2 separate regions of the Mus musculus genome follow, and region 1 is linked to region 2. Evidence: chromatin loops called from intact Hi-C (ENCODE). Cell type or tissue: left cerebral cortex. All regions are shown on one strand.

Region 1 (8,000 bases), 54 kb after region 2:
CTGCATATGCAGCAGAGGATGGCCTAGTTGGACATCAATGGGAGGAGAGGCCCTTTGTCCTTTGAGGCTGTATGCCCCAGTGTAGAAGAATGCCAGGGCCAGAAAGCAGGAGTGGGTGGGTTGGTGAGCAGGGGGAAGAGGGAGGGGATGGGGGAGGGTGTTCTTCGGAGGGGGGACTGGGAAAGGGGATAACATTTGAAATGTAAATAAAGAAAATATCCAATTAAAAAAAAGAATAATTATCAGCTCCTTGATTTCATTTTCAAAGGCAACACTTGCTGTGTTTGAAAAAAAGGATTAAATGAAGACCTTTAGACCATCTTGTTCATGGACTTGAGACACAGTGGTAATGCTGAACAAGAGAAAGTATGTGTTGGAAAAATGTGTGAGGCTATTGTAGCTTTATGGGGGTAAAAAGGCTATCCAGCTCTTATGGAGAGAGGTATATTTTTACTTTTGGAATTCTTTAGTGGGTTATTTGTAGATTATTCCAGGACTAGGAGCCCCCATGTAGTATAAGCAAACAATGAACAAAATCTTGACAGTAAGCATTTCATCTGTGCTCTCATACCAGATTAACCATTCTGTTTTCTTTACCCTGATTCTCTATCATAGTCTGAATAAAATAGAACAAGTCCCTCCCTGGCAAAATGAAAATCCAAATCCTTAAGGTCACCTCATATATTTAAATCCACCAGTGTTTAATTTTGTGACTCTATTACTTGATTGTGAAGGTTTTCACTAAGAAAATCCTACCAACCAAAGAGCATCCGCAGGCTGGACACCCCACCACATGCAAACATAGCAGATGTGTAGCTTTCTGTGGGTCTCAAAGAACTGGAGCAGGGGCCATCCCAAAAGTTGTTGCCTATCTGTGGGCTATGTTCTAGCTGAGCTGTCTTATCTGGCCTCAGTGGGAGAGGATATGCCCAGCCCCACAGAGACTTGAAGTGCCAGGATGGGGGGACACCCAGAAGGAGCCGCAACAGGTTGGAGAAGAAGGGGAGGGGAGATAGATAGAGAGGTTGTTGGAGGAGGTGTCTGGTAGGGGGGACAGTTACTGAGATGTAAAATGAATAAATTAAAAAGAAAAGAAAAGTAAAAAGAAAGTTCTGATAGGTTTTTTTTTTGTTTTTTTGTTTTTTTTTGTTTTTTTGTAGCTAAGCTTGTAGACCTTAGCTAACTCTGGGCATATACTCTTGGATGGTGTTTGAAGTATGTGCTAGAAAATTGAGGGGGAATGGGCAAAAGGGAAGATAGCTTTGCGCAAACAGTAAACATTTGCTAGAATACCTCATATTTGTCATAATTTTCTAAAGATAGGTTTTTTTGAACACTACAAAGAAGACATCTTCTTCCTTTACAGTAGCCTTTCATGATTTGGAATAGAAGAACCTTAAAGAGAAAAAGAGGATGATAAGCAGTTAGCAGGATGAGAGGCTCTGCTTCAGATGTACATACTTGGGAAGAGGCTGCCACAAGGAGAGAGAGTATGAAAGCTAAGAGCAAGGTCTCCTGGACTCACCCACATGCTTCATAGACTTGAGAAGATAATTCAGTATGTGCTTTCATAGAAAAATTAAACTCAACTGCTTTTAAGATTAAGATGAAATAAGTTATGTGCATGCATTCATTTCTGACAAAATTAAGGCATAGGAAATCTAGGAAAAATGGATACTTAGACATAAAGGCATCCCTAAATCCTCACAAGCCAATGTATCCTATAAAAATGACATACCAAATCCAGCCATGTGATGTAGTAAGTAGTCATGCAACGTAATGGATATGTGATGTAACGGACATGCGACATAACAGATGGAATAAATGTGACTTAGTCACACTTCTTTTGAATTGACTCAGTTGTAGAAAACTGAGAAATTGGCAACTTTAATATCTTCTGCTACATTTGCCTCTAAATTTCTTAGTAATCTTAGTGCTTTCTCTTCTTAAAAATTATGTTTTGTGCCGGGCATGGTGGCGCACGCCTTTAATCCCAGCACTTGGGAGGCAGAGGCAGGCGGATTTCTGAGTTGGAGGTCAGCCTGGTCTACAGAGTGAGTTCCAGGACAGCCAAGGCTACACAGAGAAACCCTGAACATGTCAGTGTACATTTGTTTAATTCTCTCATGAGGGTTTAGAGGCTCAGTCACAAGAATGTTCTCTCCAGGGATTTCACACACAAGCCAACCATGTGAACTATGGATGCCGTAGATAGACATGTGTGTCTGTGCGCATACAAAATAGTGAAGAAGGATGGAAAAGGTTTCTAAAACTCCATCAAAAATTCATATGCTTACTTCATTTGTGTTTAACAACTCCAAAACCCCAATAGATACTAATAAACTTAATTTATATGTCTAGATACAGATTAAAGGCCAGTGTGAGCCAAGGGAACAGTGCTTGACTGAGTGGATACTTTTCTGGACAAATACATTTGTAGAGTTTCATAGGAGGAGAATGAATGGAAGAATTCCATAGACTGTCAAAGGTCCTTTTCTGATGGAGATAAAACTACCCACATGCAACTTCTAAAGATTTGATCTCTAATCATCTCAGTCATTTCCTGCTTGTCACCATGTCCCCTTTCTATGTTTCTGATTTTGACCTTCAAATGCAGTGAATGAGAAGTCACAGTGTACAGTCTGTATGTGGCACAGATTGCGGTGTGAGCCCAGAACTCATCCACCCCATCTCAGGACTTATGAGTTAGCACACCATCTATAGAAGCAATTCCAGACAATGCAACCCCTTCATTAAGACCACTGAGGTTTAATAATTGCATTCAAATGCATCCATCTCCTTCCATCTCAAGGTCAACCCCAACGTTCTTTTTCTAGCCTTTGTTCCACAGCCCTGGTTCCAGACAAGGAGTTTCCAAACTGCAGTGAGATTACTGAGTTGGTTTCTAACCCACCTGTTTGTCAAGACTTTTCTCTCAGACCTCTGGAAGGTCCTCTGAGGTCATTTTCATTTCTCAAGCCTAGAATGAACAAATAGAAAAGGCTCGGAGCAGCATGGGAGTTGAGCCAAGAGCAGTACTGTGAGCATCCATTTGTCCCTCCACCTACGCTCTGAGGGGGCAGCTGTGATGTCTCGATGGGATGAGAAAAGACTCAATATGCATGGCAATCTGGTGCTGTGCCCATGGGACCATCAAAGGAAAAATAGACCGTGTGCAGTCTTTCTCCCTAGAGAAAATAAGCTTTGTGCAGTTCTTGTGTCACAAATGCAGGTTGCCATCAGCAACCAGGGTACCCCCTTTATCAGAACAGTTGCAGAAAGTGAGGCAGGATAGAAGAGCAGAAAAAAAATCTTAGGAACCGGAAAAGGAGAAAGAAGCCCCTCATCCTGTAATCCAGTTGGAGTCCTTGCTAATGACGTAAAAATGGATTCCAGTGCAACACTTTTCTAGGAATCACACCAGAAACCCCTAGAGAGATAGAGGGAGGGAGGGGAAGAGAGAGAGAGAGAGAGAGAGAGAGAGAGAGAGAGAGAGAGAGAGAGAGAGAGAGAGAATGTACTACCCATTGGGAAATTTCCATTGGAAAATCCTAGTGGCATCTGGTTTTATTTTATTGGACTACAATTTCATCTAAAGCATCTTTGAAACCACCTCCTATCACTCTTATCAAGACAGAAGGGATAAATGGTTCATAGCAACCATTTGAGATGTATCACGAGAGCCATTAAGCTGAAATACATGGCCAGCACTAAGATTGTTAATTGCTTACTGTCTCTTGGAGAAGCCCGTGTCTATGCTTGGTACATTTCACTTTGTTCTACTTTGTGTCATAGGAAAGCATATAGCCTCCAACTGAATGTTTGCCTTGCTGTTTTCTTACCCCTCCTTCTTTAAACCATAATACTCAAGTCTATATTAAAACATCAGTATTTCAAAATCACCATCTCTGTTTCACTAAACTGACCAGTCTTGAAATCCTTTACATCATTGAATCCATGAATACCAGTTTGGCCTGAGCCTAGGGAAACTTCTCAGGCTAATGAGGGCAGCAGCATCAAGTTGTGTGTCTCTGTCCTCTCAACACTGACACATAGAAAGAATCGATGACTGGCCTTAACAGCAAAGGCAAGTATTCAAGCTTCATCATGTCCCTCTCTCTGCCCTAACCACTCCAAAAGATTTCTACTCATTACTTCTTCTCCTGACAATTCAACATTTGTGTGATATGCCAGGGTATTCAGGGAAGAAGTAGATTTTAAAGATAGACAACAAAATTTTGTGAATGAAATAATAGAAACATCAGACTTTCCCATTGGATAAATTATATCAAAAGAATGGCAGCAAGTGCTATTTGATCCCTAAGTATTAATCATTATAATACCCTTATGAGTTGAAAGACTCTGTATAAGGTGGACATTCACAAATCACTTCTTGAAGTAGAAAGGCAGCAGATGTATCTTTAAAGACATGGAGTGCCATAAGGAGAAAAACCAATTTCTCCCAGTATATGAATGCTTGAGACAGTTTGTTTGCTTTAGTTGCATAGTTTGTAGGCGATTGAGTGTGTGAGGACTTATGGAATACTTAAATGCCCACGTAATGAGAACTGTTCATGTCAAAGACGTGCTTAGACAGCGGAGGCAGTAGAGAACTCATTTTGTTTCTGTTTCAGTCCTTGAATAACCACTTCATAGACACTGTGTTCACTTAGAGAAAGAATGAACACAATACCTATCCTCTGGGGCCCTTGTGTTATAAGCAGATGAATAGCACCTGGACAACCTCACAACCAGGAAGCCACTGTCTGCTTCTTTGTTTTGTAATGAGGTAGTCCGTTCAAAGAATGAGTACAGATGGAGGCTTATAATAAGATTTCTCTGGTGGTGGGAAAGAGTCCTTTAGACTGGCCATGGAGGATGTGAAGTCACTCTTCAGTCAAGTAGGTACAGTAGTTCATGTCTATAATCTCAACACGTGGAAGACTATGTCAGTAAGATCAGAAGCTCAAAAGCCATGTTGGCTACATTGGGTTTATTAGAACCTGTTTCAGAAAAACAAACAAACAAACAAACAAACAAACAAAGTTTGCTTTTTGTCTTATACACAGGAAGTATCAGTGGTGCCAATTCTGTATTAGCCTTGTTCTCGAGATACTTTTTAAATGTTTGTTTCTCTCTGCCAGAAGAGTGTGTGGTCTGTGAAACCCTATGTTAGGCAGAATATGAAACCTTGGTTTCCTTACTTTATGGAGATCCTTCAAAAATACTTAAGACAATCAAAACTAAGCCAAAATCTCTACCCCTTTTTTCAAGGTCAACATATTAAAGACTGATAGATTGGACATAGTTTCTTGAGGAGTAAGGACAGACCACATTGGTAAATGCTGGGCCAGAAAGAGAACTATTGGCCATTCTTTAAGGCCACATGGATATCCTTTAGACCATTTAATCTGAAACAAGTAGTTGTCATATGGTTGTAATCTAAAATACTGGAACAAGATATGAGTTCCTTATTACATATTTATAACATTGGTTGTAATTGTTCCTCCTTGATGATATCTAGAGTTTGGGGTGATATATTTGCTTTATATTATGCAATTATATATATTATGTATCTCCATTATCTGGTTTAAGAAACCCTTTCCCAAATTGATGATGAATTGCTTGGTAGAAAGACTGGCCTTTCTCAAGGAGTGACCACGAACAGAGGTCTGCTCTGTACTGTGTTCCTTACGACCTCATTATTTTGGAATAAAAAACAAAGACTGAATAGTTTCATGAATTCCAGAATAAATCCTGTCAGTTTTTTAATCTAAAGAGAGAGGATCCAGGCAGGATCTGAAATAACCATGACTTACTGGAATACATAAAATCAGAGATGGTTTGGATTCATTTTGTAGAAAAAAAAGTATAGCAGTGGCAATTTTCAAGGTAAAGTGCCTATGAAATTAAAGACTGTATTTAAATGTGTGTATAGGACATTTGACCATTCTCCCATACTTCATTTCCATAATATATAACACATTTAAAAGGCATTGCTGGCTTAGGGAGGAAGCATTCAGACATTTGAATGATGAACGTTAAGGTCATTCATTTGAGGTAAGAAAACAGTTTCCTCACTTAAGTGTCAATTTGTGTGATGTTTTAAATTGCAAAACCAACAAATGGTTACAGTAGATGGATAATGTTTTATTAACCATTCTTACCACCTGAGAAGTGAGCAAGGGAGAAGTTAAAAAAGAATTTTATCTTATGTAAATAAGTAGAGTTAGGTCAATGCTCTTAAGCTGATTTTCTAAATATTTAGCTAACATAAGACAACACTGGCTATAGGTGTGACTTTAGCTACACACACACACACACACACACACACGCAAGTACAGGTGTGCTTATTCCAAGTTAGCACATATTTATTTAATAACTGTATGCTACTTAGACTTCTGTGACATCTAGGAATTCAAAGATGACACTACCTGTGGTAATAGTATCCACTTCAGTAACTGTGAATAAAAATATTGAGATAAATTCTTCAATGTTTTGTAGGTCATTCATTACATTCACTAAAACACAAAAACATAAAATAATAATAATAAGGAAACTGTCTTTACCCTTTGTAAATCAGACTCAAAATCCCATGAAGTCTAAGTGAGGGTTACAAGGTTAAAACTGAAATATTGTCAGGACCAGTTTCTTATCAAGCTTATAGGGGAAACCTACCTGCTTGTCTTTTGCAGTTGCCACTTGGAATAAAGAAAAAGAAAATATAAAGAAGTAAAGATTCTACATAAAGTCACTCTGTCTCAACAGCAACAGAAGCCTCAACCCATTTCAACATCAACTCAGATACATAGTATCCTCCAGGTCTCATCAATTCAGATGTTTATGGTATAACCATGTAAGTAATATATATGCAATACCTATATGTATACCCTATATTGTATTAGCTCATGCTCTGTCACCCCCATGTCCATTTTTTGTAAAAGTCCCACACTGGGACCAATAAATAATCAAGAAGAATGTTACTACTTCAGGATTCTTAGCTATGCCCTTCTGCACATCAATTTTTCCACAGAAAGGGACATATTCACAGGTCTGAAAATTAAAACATGGGTATCTTTGTGAGAATACATTATGCAGACTACAATTGTAAGTTCTCTAGAGTGCTCAAGATTCACACCTAAGATTTGGATGAATAAGAGGCTCTCTTAAATAATCTCATTCCTGTTCTGATATATCTAGTAGCTAGTGCATATAATAGCTTTAAGATTACCCATCTGTGACTTGATAATCTGAATTCAGGTTATCAGCATCACTAACATAACAGTCCTTGCTTGGCTTTCACCTGGGCTCTTATTACTTTCCTAACAAGTTCCTAATTTAGCATTTTTTGAAATCTGGATAAGCTGAGAATTTTCCAAATCATCAAATCTGGTTCCTTTCTGATGAACATGGCTTTCTTAATTTTTTAAAAAAAACTCCTTCTTGTATTCGTACTGCTATAAGCAACAAGAAACCAGGACTCATCTTTAACATTCTACTTAGGAATCTCCTAAGTATCTAAATTCATTGCTTACAAATTTCACTTTCTTCAGAAATGGTAGGATGCAATTTAGGTAAGTTTTCTGTAATTATATCATAATAATCTCCTTTCACCATCCTCATTTCCCTTCTGAAGCCTCATCAGAAGTGCTTTTAGCAACCATAACTCTACCCACTGTTTGCTTAAGATGGCACAGTTATTCTCTGAGCAGATATCATGTTTATACTACCATGCTCCTAACTTCAACCATCACAATAGTATTTAACATCTATATTTCTGCCATCTCTTTGTTCGAGGGAACCTATTACTTTTCCTACATGTTCTTCAAAATTATTCATATTCTAATCATTCCCAATTTCCAAAAATCCCTGTCTCATTGCTATGTGTTAGCACTGTACCCTCCTTTTATGTACCACAGTGGCTAATTTGATTTCTGTTTCCAAATCCAGTTTCTTAGGGTTTAATCTGTATTCTATCAATTTCTTATTTACATCTCCTG
Region 2 (8,000 bases):
GCAATAATCTTCTCCATATGTTGAAGTTGAACTGGGGGTGATGCGATATTTACAGTGGTGAGGATAGTGCACACGGAGAGGAAATACCACTTAGGCAGCAGGAGGCAGTTGGATGGAGCACCTGCCATATTTAATACTGCATAGGCAGCTGCAGAAAATAACCTCCATCTATACACAGATGACTTTGTACTCCTTAACAGAACTCAGCAAATTGTCTCTAATAATTACATGATCCCAGAGGGAGGGTGATGATAATGGGCTCAATGTCTGTAGATGGCCATTTTACTAAGGTAATTTAATTACTAATTGTGATTCTAACATTAATTGATTTCTTAACAACATGCCAGCAACTTTGTTAAATATTTTTTATATACACAACAACCTATATGCAAATCCCTCTAAGATGGTATTGTTCTTTTTGCCTTTTATATAATTTTTACTATTTATTAATGAGATGGGCTAGCTTTGTTTTGCAGAAGGGATTAAATCTTGGCTGGAGATTGAATATTGTAGGATACAGAACACTTTTGATATCATTCAACGTTTACCAGTATTTTTTATAGCTGTGATATAATGGTGAGAATATGATATCATGTAAATAAGCACAAAAACGGCTGAAGCTTGTTCAGGGCCATTCAAAAATTGAAGTTCTGTCTATCTCCAAGCCAAAACTCACTTAATTTTCAGCAACCCAAACACCAATATTTAAAATAGAACATTCAAAGCCAAAGAACACTAATTTGATACTTACATATTAGTCTTAATCTTTACATCACAGATTGAAAAATAAAACCTGGGGCTTCCTTGGTATTGTTAAGTAAATTTCATTGGCCAGAAAACTGACAAAAAGCAGATTTTAGACCTGAGGCAAGAATTTACATTTCTTGCTCTTAAATAAAAACCCAGGGAAGAAGAGAACTCAAAGGCAAGGAGAGATGGGCTACTTTCCATCTAGGTTAGGTGGATGGAAAGTATATTCATGGGGTTTGGGGAAACAGCACAGCAAGTTAAAGCATTTGTTGCAAAGTTTGATGACCATAGCTGAATCTCAGTACCCATGGAATAAAAGAGAGAATCAACTTCCACAAGTTTTCCAGTAACCTGCACATGAATATTGTTGGCATGATCACCCATATATACACACTCACAAATAAATGCACGAAATAAAAAACAAAAAAGAAAACTATATTTATGTATATATACAAATATTTGAATGCATATAAATGTATGCATCTGCATGTATACAAAATCTTCAATGTATGCTGTGTTTGTGTATATATAATATGTAGTTATATTTAGAGAAAAAAATTGGCCAGCCTTCATTGATTTTGTGTGTGTTTGAGTATCTTAAGAGGGTCTAAGTCTTTATGGGCGGAGACAGCCTTCAACAATCATATGCTGGCAATCAGCATGTTTCACACACAGCAAGAAGCCTTAATCTGTTTTCTTATATAATTTCTTTTTGCAATTGTTTATTTTCTGAGCACTTCCTCCTTTTCTAGGCTATATGTCTCCAGCAGAGCAAGGGTATAGTCATTTATTCCACAGTGCTGTGAAGCCCTGACTAGCACAGGTTCATACAACTGGCAACTCAGGAAGACCAGGATGGCAGTCAGAATTTTAACTGCCACTTTGCTTTCCCCCTCACAGGATAAATTTTCTCCCAAGTATATCACATTGTGGTTTTCGGGTCTGGCTGACTCCCAGGTGTGGGAGTGAATCCTATTCACCTTATATTCTGCACAGAAGACGGGTAGGAAATAACCTAGCCAGAGAAATAGTGCCTGACTCTAAGCTTAAGAACGGAGCTGAGTATCCATGGCTCTTGCATCATCCTGCCAAATTCTTATTTAGCATGTTCATTGAAACATGAATAAATATAGCAGCTTAGGATGCCCCAGATGACTAGAAGCTGCCTGGGAGGATTTCACTCTGCAAAGCTTCTGCATAACATGATGGATAGAAATGTTCACGAATACGGCACATAAATAATAGATGTGTTTATAAAAAGGGAAGTTCTTAAGCCTTTTAAAGCCAACACATCATGAGTTCTCTTGATCTTTTTTTCCTTCCCTAGGATTCTGTAGGTAGGTCATCTAAATTCTACATATTCCATTTATGGATAATTACTGAATGAGTTAGAGAGCCTTGCACTAATGATTCATATAATCTTGCTATATGTAGTCATTGTTGGCTACAGCCCTCCTTTTGGTCTCTGTGTATTGCCTATGAGGAGTATCACAAAATTACATTGAGATGTAGTCAGAAGGTAGGAATAAAATTTGCATAGTGAAATATTTGACAGAGGACTATTTATATTAGCAAACCTTAAGAACCAGATTATTATTCTAAAACATATAAATAGTTAAAACTTGAACTATTTGGAAGAATGGATATTATAGAATATGGTAGGACAGTGTTCACTGTGACTGTTATGTTCCCAAATACTGAAAATAGAACACGTAGTTGAATATGCAAGCAACTGGATGTTTGTAGTGGATCAAATTTGTGATCCCTCTTTCTCTGAAATATGCAGCTGTTTAAAGTGAAATATAACAAATACTAATAACAGCGAAAGGAAATCTAAATTTCAAAGTCCTTCCAGTCTTGGAAATTTTACATATCAGGCAAAATAAGTTGTAAAGGTAAAAATTGCAACACAAAAAAATGGGAATAATCAATGAATGGTTTTACATGGCATACTTTAAGGGAAAGTCCTGGATACTCACTGTTTCATAGAGATGCTTACACTTAGAGCTCTAAGTCACGCCAGCCCAACTCTTCATTTTGCCACCACAAGGCTTCTCCTGCTGATTTAGAATCCAATATAAAGTGCAGTGCAGGTGCCAAGAGGATGAGTTGCATCCACAGAGAGTCTGAGTGATTCTGAGTCCTCCCTTTCCCAGGGTTAGGAACAGCACAGCTCCTTCACAGTAAGTGAACAAAGAGGGAGTCCTTGTGATTAGCTCCCATGTAGGCTACAGAATTGAGGAATGTTTCAAAAGTGAAAAAGAACTCCTCCTCTGTAGCTTCCGCTATTACATTTTGGGAAAAAAAGTCTTTGCTATTTAGAATTCCTATAAATAAAAATATTGGGGGGGGGGTGGTGGACTCAAGTTCTAGCCCCTCACTGACACCTGAGATCACAGAGCAGTCTCAAGTTTGCTTGGTATATTTCATTCTTTTCAATGTCTCCACCATGCCCTTCCCCTTACTGCTTCTGTCCCTTCTTGCAACTCCATGGAGACTATGTCTTAGAAAGAAGATATGGAATTGTCTATCCTCAAGTGGAGTTCTCAAAGATGTCTTTCACCATAAAGGCTGATGTGGTGGTCCCCTGGACTCTATCGATTCTACCATTTGAAGCACTTGGAACTAAACGTGCCTCCTGGGCAGAGGTCGACTAAACCGGGGAAGAGAGGCTCCACGTTGGATTGGCAGCCAATAGGCCTGATCAGAACCTCGCTCTTGGAGAAACAGGAATGCCAAATGAGGTAGGTTAATTGCACCAGCGTACTCATTAAAGTATGATTTGGTTCTTTGTAGACCCACGCTTGGAAACATGACCACCATATGATGATCTCCCATATTTGATGACATTCATCCATAATCTATGCTTACCCATGTAGTCTGACTTAAGAAATATGTTAGTTAAAAATTAAAATAGAGATACAGTATGTACATTACATAGGAATACAGATAGATATATGCTCATATATGTTTATTTCTTAATTTTCTCTATATTGTTTATCAGAAAAGGTGTTGAGGCAGGAAAAAATTATAAGATAATTGCATTTTCTCTTTTCAACTTAACTGCCTTTAAAGAGCAAGTAAAAAGAAACCCCCAAGTTTTATATATATACAAGGTCCTGCATAGGAGTGAGTTCTCATTCCTGTGTCAAGGCATGGGGGCGGGGGAGCTAATGAGTGTACAAACTGAAAAAACTTTAACCTTCTGAAACCAAGCATAGTTTATTGTGGGCTGAATCACCTTCAATTTTGTTCTGAGCTATAGGATAAACAGACCTTTCGATGTTCTTACTGAGTAGAAAGAGACCAAGATTCTGGTCAGCTATAGTTACCTTGGACTACCCAGGTGAAGCGGGTTAGTGCCTTTAACAATCTCTCGCCTATACTGAAAGGTTATTTTTGAAGACAAGGGGACTGAATGTTCCGTGTTCCCACCGTTGTCATGGAAACCTTTCAGCTAGCTGAATAGGTTAGCAGGATTTTATGTTCCCCATTTTGACAAATACAAGAAGACATGATCCCAGCTTTGCATCACTAATCAGGCGCTTCTGTTTTCCAGGCTTATGGCTCTTGATTAGTCATATTTTCTTAATGTTTTGTTGTTTTATTTATTTATTTTTTGCCACCCCCACTCCCTAACATAAATCAACAGGCAAGTTGTCTTTCAGAAATCATTTCCACTTTAAAAGCAGAGCCAAAATCGTGACTGGGCTGACCTTGTTGTGTGGGGACTCATACTGCTCACAGCTCTGAAAGGCTCCTGTAGATTAATTTAGGCTCCTGCTGAAGCTCTTCTGATTTCTACTGATTTTCAGTGGTTTCCTGGAGGTAAACTCACTTGCTAATAGGCAGGAATTATTCCTCATTTTAGCAACAACAGACAGCCAACACGGGCTTCTAAAGCACAGGTGAGATTCAGGAAAAAGGCATCCAAGGTTGAAACCAAAACAAGCTTGGTGCATGCGTGAATTCAGATCTAGCAAATAATGACTTTCCCATCTTATTTGAATCTAATCACCTTCCACATTTTTTCATTAATTTATTTAGTCAGTTTATATCCCAATCACACCTGCCTTCCTCTCATCCTAGTCTCGCCCTTACAAATTCCTCCCCCCCTGCCCTTATCTTTTCCTCCCCTCCTTAGAAAAGGGGAAGACTCCCTTGGGCACCACCCAGCTCTGGGATATCTAGTCGAAGCAGGACTAAGTGCATCCTCTTCCACAGAGGTCCAACTGGGCAATCCAGTGATGGCAGGCAACAGAATCATTGACAGCCTCTGCTCCAACTATTAGAGGACCCACGTGAAGACCAAGCTGCGTATCTGCTACAAATGTGTAGGGGATTTAGGTCCAGCCCCCGTGAGAGAACAAACTCCTAACAGTAGTAATGATACTCTTCTGTGCTTGCAGACAGGAGTCTACCATAACTGTCTCGTGAGAGGCTTCATCCAGCAGTGGATGGAAACAGATGGGGAGACCCACAGCCAAACATCAGGTGGAGCTCCAGGAGTCTTGTAGAAGAGTGGAGGATAGAATTGAGGGACCAGAGGGGTCAAGGACAGGAGACCTATAGAGTCAATAAAATGGGCCATGGGGGGCTCGCAGAGACTGAACCACCTCCATATTTTTTTCACAGGATATCAGTGGTTTAAGGGCAAGGGCAAGATGGAAAGGCAGTAACTGCACTGTGGACATAGGGATGAGCATTTTGGGTGGACTAGCTGAGGCTGGTCTTTGTTGGGTCCTCTACAAAGGACCTTTGTTGGGAGTCTGGTTGTAAAAGTCTGGGAAAGGAAGAGACAAGGCTGATGGGTAGTGTGTTGTGAAATGACAGCGTAGTAAAGTCGCAAAAACAGTGGGCTCTCTGTCTGCATGACTTGGGAAACTGCTCTTGTACTGAACTTCCATTACAAGAGGAACAGAAATACTGGTCCCATTTTCTTGTGCAGAGGGGGTAGAGTTAAATCCTGTACCTTGATCATCAGCTCCCATCTATGAAGTATGTGCCATAGGCATATTTAACAGGACAAAGCCTCTGGGGAGATGGAAAAATACAGAAAACGATAACAAGGCACAAAAGAACATGGGGAAGGAGGTGAGCCTGGGCACGGGCACTGTCGTTTTTAGTTGTATCCATCCTGGACACTGCCAGCATGACCATCTCAGTCCCACACTTCACCAGACCCTCTCTGTCTGCATGCGACTAATTGAAATGATTTTTTTTTTGCAGAATTAATTTAACGAAAAGTGATTTCTGTTATTCGATTATGTTCCAGTGCAGTCTTGCTTTCCGTTAAATGCTCCATCGTCTGTTCTGCCCCAATGTAATCAAGCTTGCCTAAGAAACATCGACTTAATAGAGAAGTGCATCATGGAAACCTCTTTCTTAATGGGGCATAAAGCCTTGGTGATTCAGGGGCTTCAACTTTCCCATAGCAGTTATATGCCACTGGGAATTAGTGCATTGAAATTCACTAAATTCTGTGTACTCTTCCTGCAAGCAGATAGTAACAACTTGATTGCTACAAAAGGATGAGAAATAAACCAACTGGAGTGTCATTGAGTAGGCCTCGAATGATTTCGATGATTTGGGAAGCCATCAAAATAAAAGGTGGCACACGTCTAAACCTCTAAAAGTGCCTGGCAGACAAGAAGGCAGGCATGAAAATGAAACAGCTTGGATCCTTCTAACTGTCTTGAAGGTGATTGGGCAACAGTAAGCAGTCATTTACATAATATAAATGGTATCTCTTCAAAAATTAATGAATCCCCTGTGTGTTATGAAATTTACCTGGTAGAAAAATTTTCTCCTCCTTCCAAGTGATGATGATGAAAACAAGTGCTCAATTGTTAAATATTTTTGTTTTGCATTTAATCTCTCGATGTGCCACAGTGTTCTTGTTTAGAATACTCTTCCCATCAAGGAACCCGAGGCAGGAGGATTGCTTCCAGTTCAGAACATATTTGGGCTACATAATGAATTAGAGAATAACTTGAACTACACTGCGAGACCTTATTTTAACAAACAAACAAACAAACAAACAAACAAACAAACAAGTGCCCAAGTGATTATCTTTAGAATTAGAAATTTTAGTGAATGCTGAAAAAAGTAGGACCCTTAGCTCTTTAGTACAAATCAATTACATTTAAATCAATTCCTTTTTAAATTAATACAACACATGGATATTGTAAACTTTTTTTTTAAGTTATAAGAAATTCAGTATCCCTGTCTCCCCTTCCATCTCTTGGTTTAGTGCTTCAGAAAAAAATAAATTGTGTTCGCTCCAGACTTGACTCCCAGGGCTCGCTTCCATTCCTCTAAGGATCATGTTTTCCTGAGTATAGTCTACAGCTGGTCATGTGACACCAGCTGAGTGCCCAGCTGTGCAACAAAGGTAGAGTCACTTTTTTATGCTATCTTGGGGTGACATATGCTGCAGCAACTTTCTAAGCCCATATGCAAGGGGCAGCAAATATTTTAACTGTCTGTTGCATTCAATTGGTGACTTGCAGCAAAAAGAGATAGGGAATTTACTCAATTATCCTTCTGAAACTTGATTTTTTAAATTATAAATATATTCTTTATTTACATTTCAAATGTTATCCCCTTTCCTAGTTTCCCCTCTGAAAATCTCCTATCCCCTTCCCCCTCCCCCAGCTCCCCCAACCCACCTACTCCCACATCCTGGTCCTGGCATTCCCATACACTAGGGCATAGAAACTTCATAGGACCAAGGGCCTCTTTTCCCATTGATGACTGACTAGGCCATCCTCTGCTACATAAGCAGCTAGAGCCATGAGTCCCACCATGTGTTTTCTTTGATTGGTGGTTTATTCACTGGGATCTCTGGGGGGTACTGGTTAGTTCATATTTTTCCTCCTAGTGGGCTGCAAACCCCTTCAGCTCCATGGGTACTTTCTCTAGCTCCTTCATTGGGGACCCTGTGCTCCATCCCCACCTGGGGATCCATCCCATAAACAACCACCAAACCCAAACACTAGTGCAGATGCCAACAAGATTTTGCTGACAGGAGCCTGATATAGCTGTCTCCTGAGAGGCTCTGCCAGTGCCTGGCAAATACAGAAGTGGATGCTCACAGCCATCTATTGAACTGAAACTTGATTTGGTTTTTTTTTATTAGATATTTTCTTCATTTACATTTCAAATGCTATCCTGAAAGTCCCTTATTCCCCCCCCCCCCCCGCTCCTGTGTCCTGGTCCTGGTGTTTCTGGTGTTTCCCTGTACTGGG

What was found. Hi-C counts contacts between places; a loop is a spot of excess contacts. Peaks named below come from ENCODE experiments on the same cell type or tissue, not always from the same donor. Only the 100,000 strongest peaks of a DNase experiment are listed, where the experiment ranks them.
Region 1: a loop joins it to region 2, with 3 times the contacts of the local background. A loop is called at or near these places in 3 of 42 quality-filtered maps.

The regions. Positions count from the first base shown.
Region 1 is chr5:71,912,481-71,920,480 of GRCm38, reverse strand. The region is part of intron 4 of Gabrb1 (gamma-aminobutyric acid (GABA) A receptor, subunit beta 1); the gene reads right to left. Among named protein-coding and RNA genes, the nearest start is that of Gm38562, 210 kb to the right of the region's middle. In left cerebral cortex, a CTCF peak has its summit at 4,606; DNase peaks (open chromatin) are centred at 3,076 and 4,545; H3K27ac peaks cover 2,215 bases.
Region 2 is chr5:71,966,825-71,974,824 of GRCm38, reverse strand. All of the region lies in intron 4 of Gabrb1 (gamma-aminobutyric acid (GABA) A receptor, subunit beta 1), which reads right to left. Among named protein-coding and RNA genes, the nearest start is that of Commd8, 200 kb to the left of the region's middle. In left cerebral cortex, no CTCF peak of the experiment used is centred here; DNase peaks (open chromatin) are centred at 1,803, 2,843 and 4,267; H3K27ac peaks cover 4,039 bases.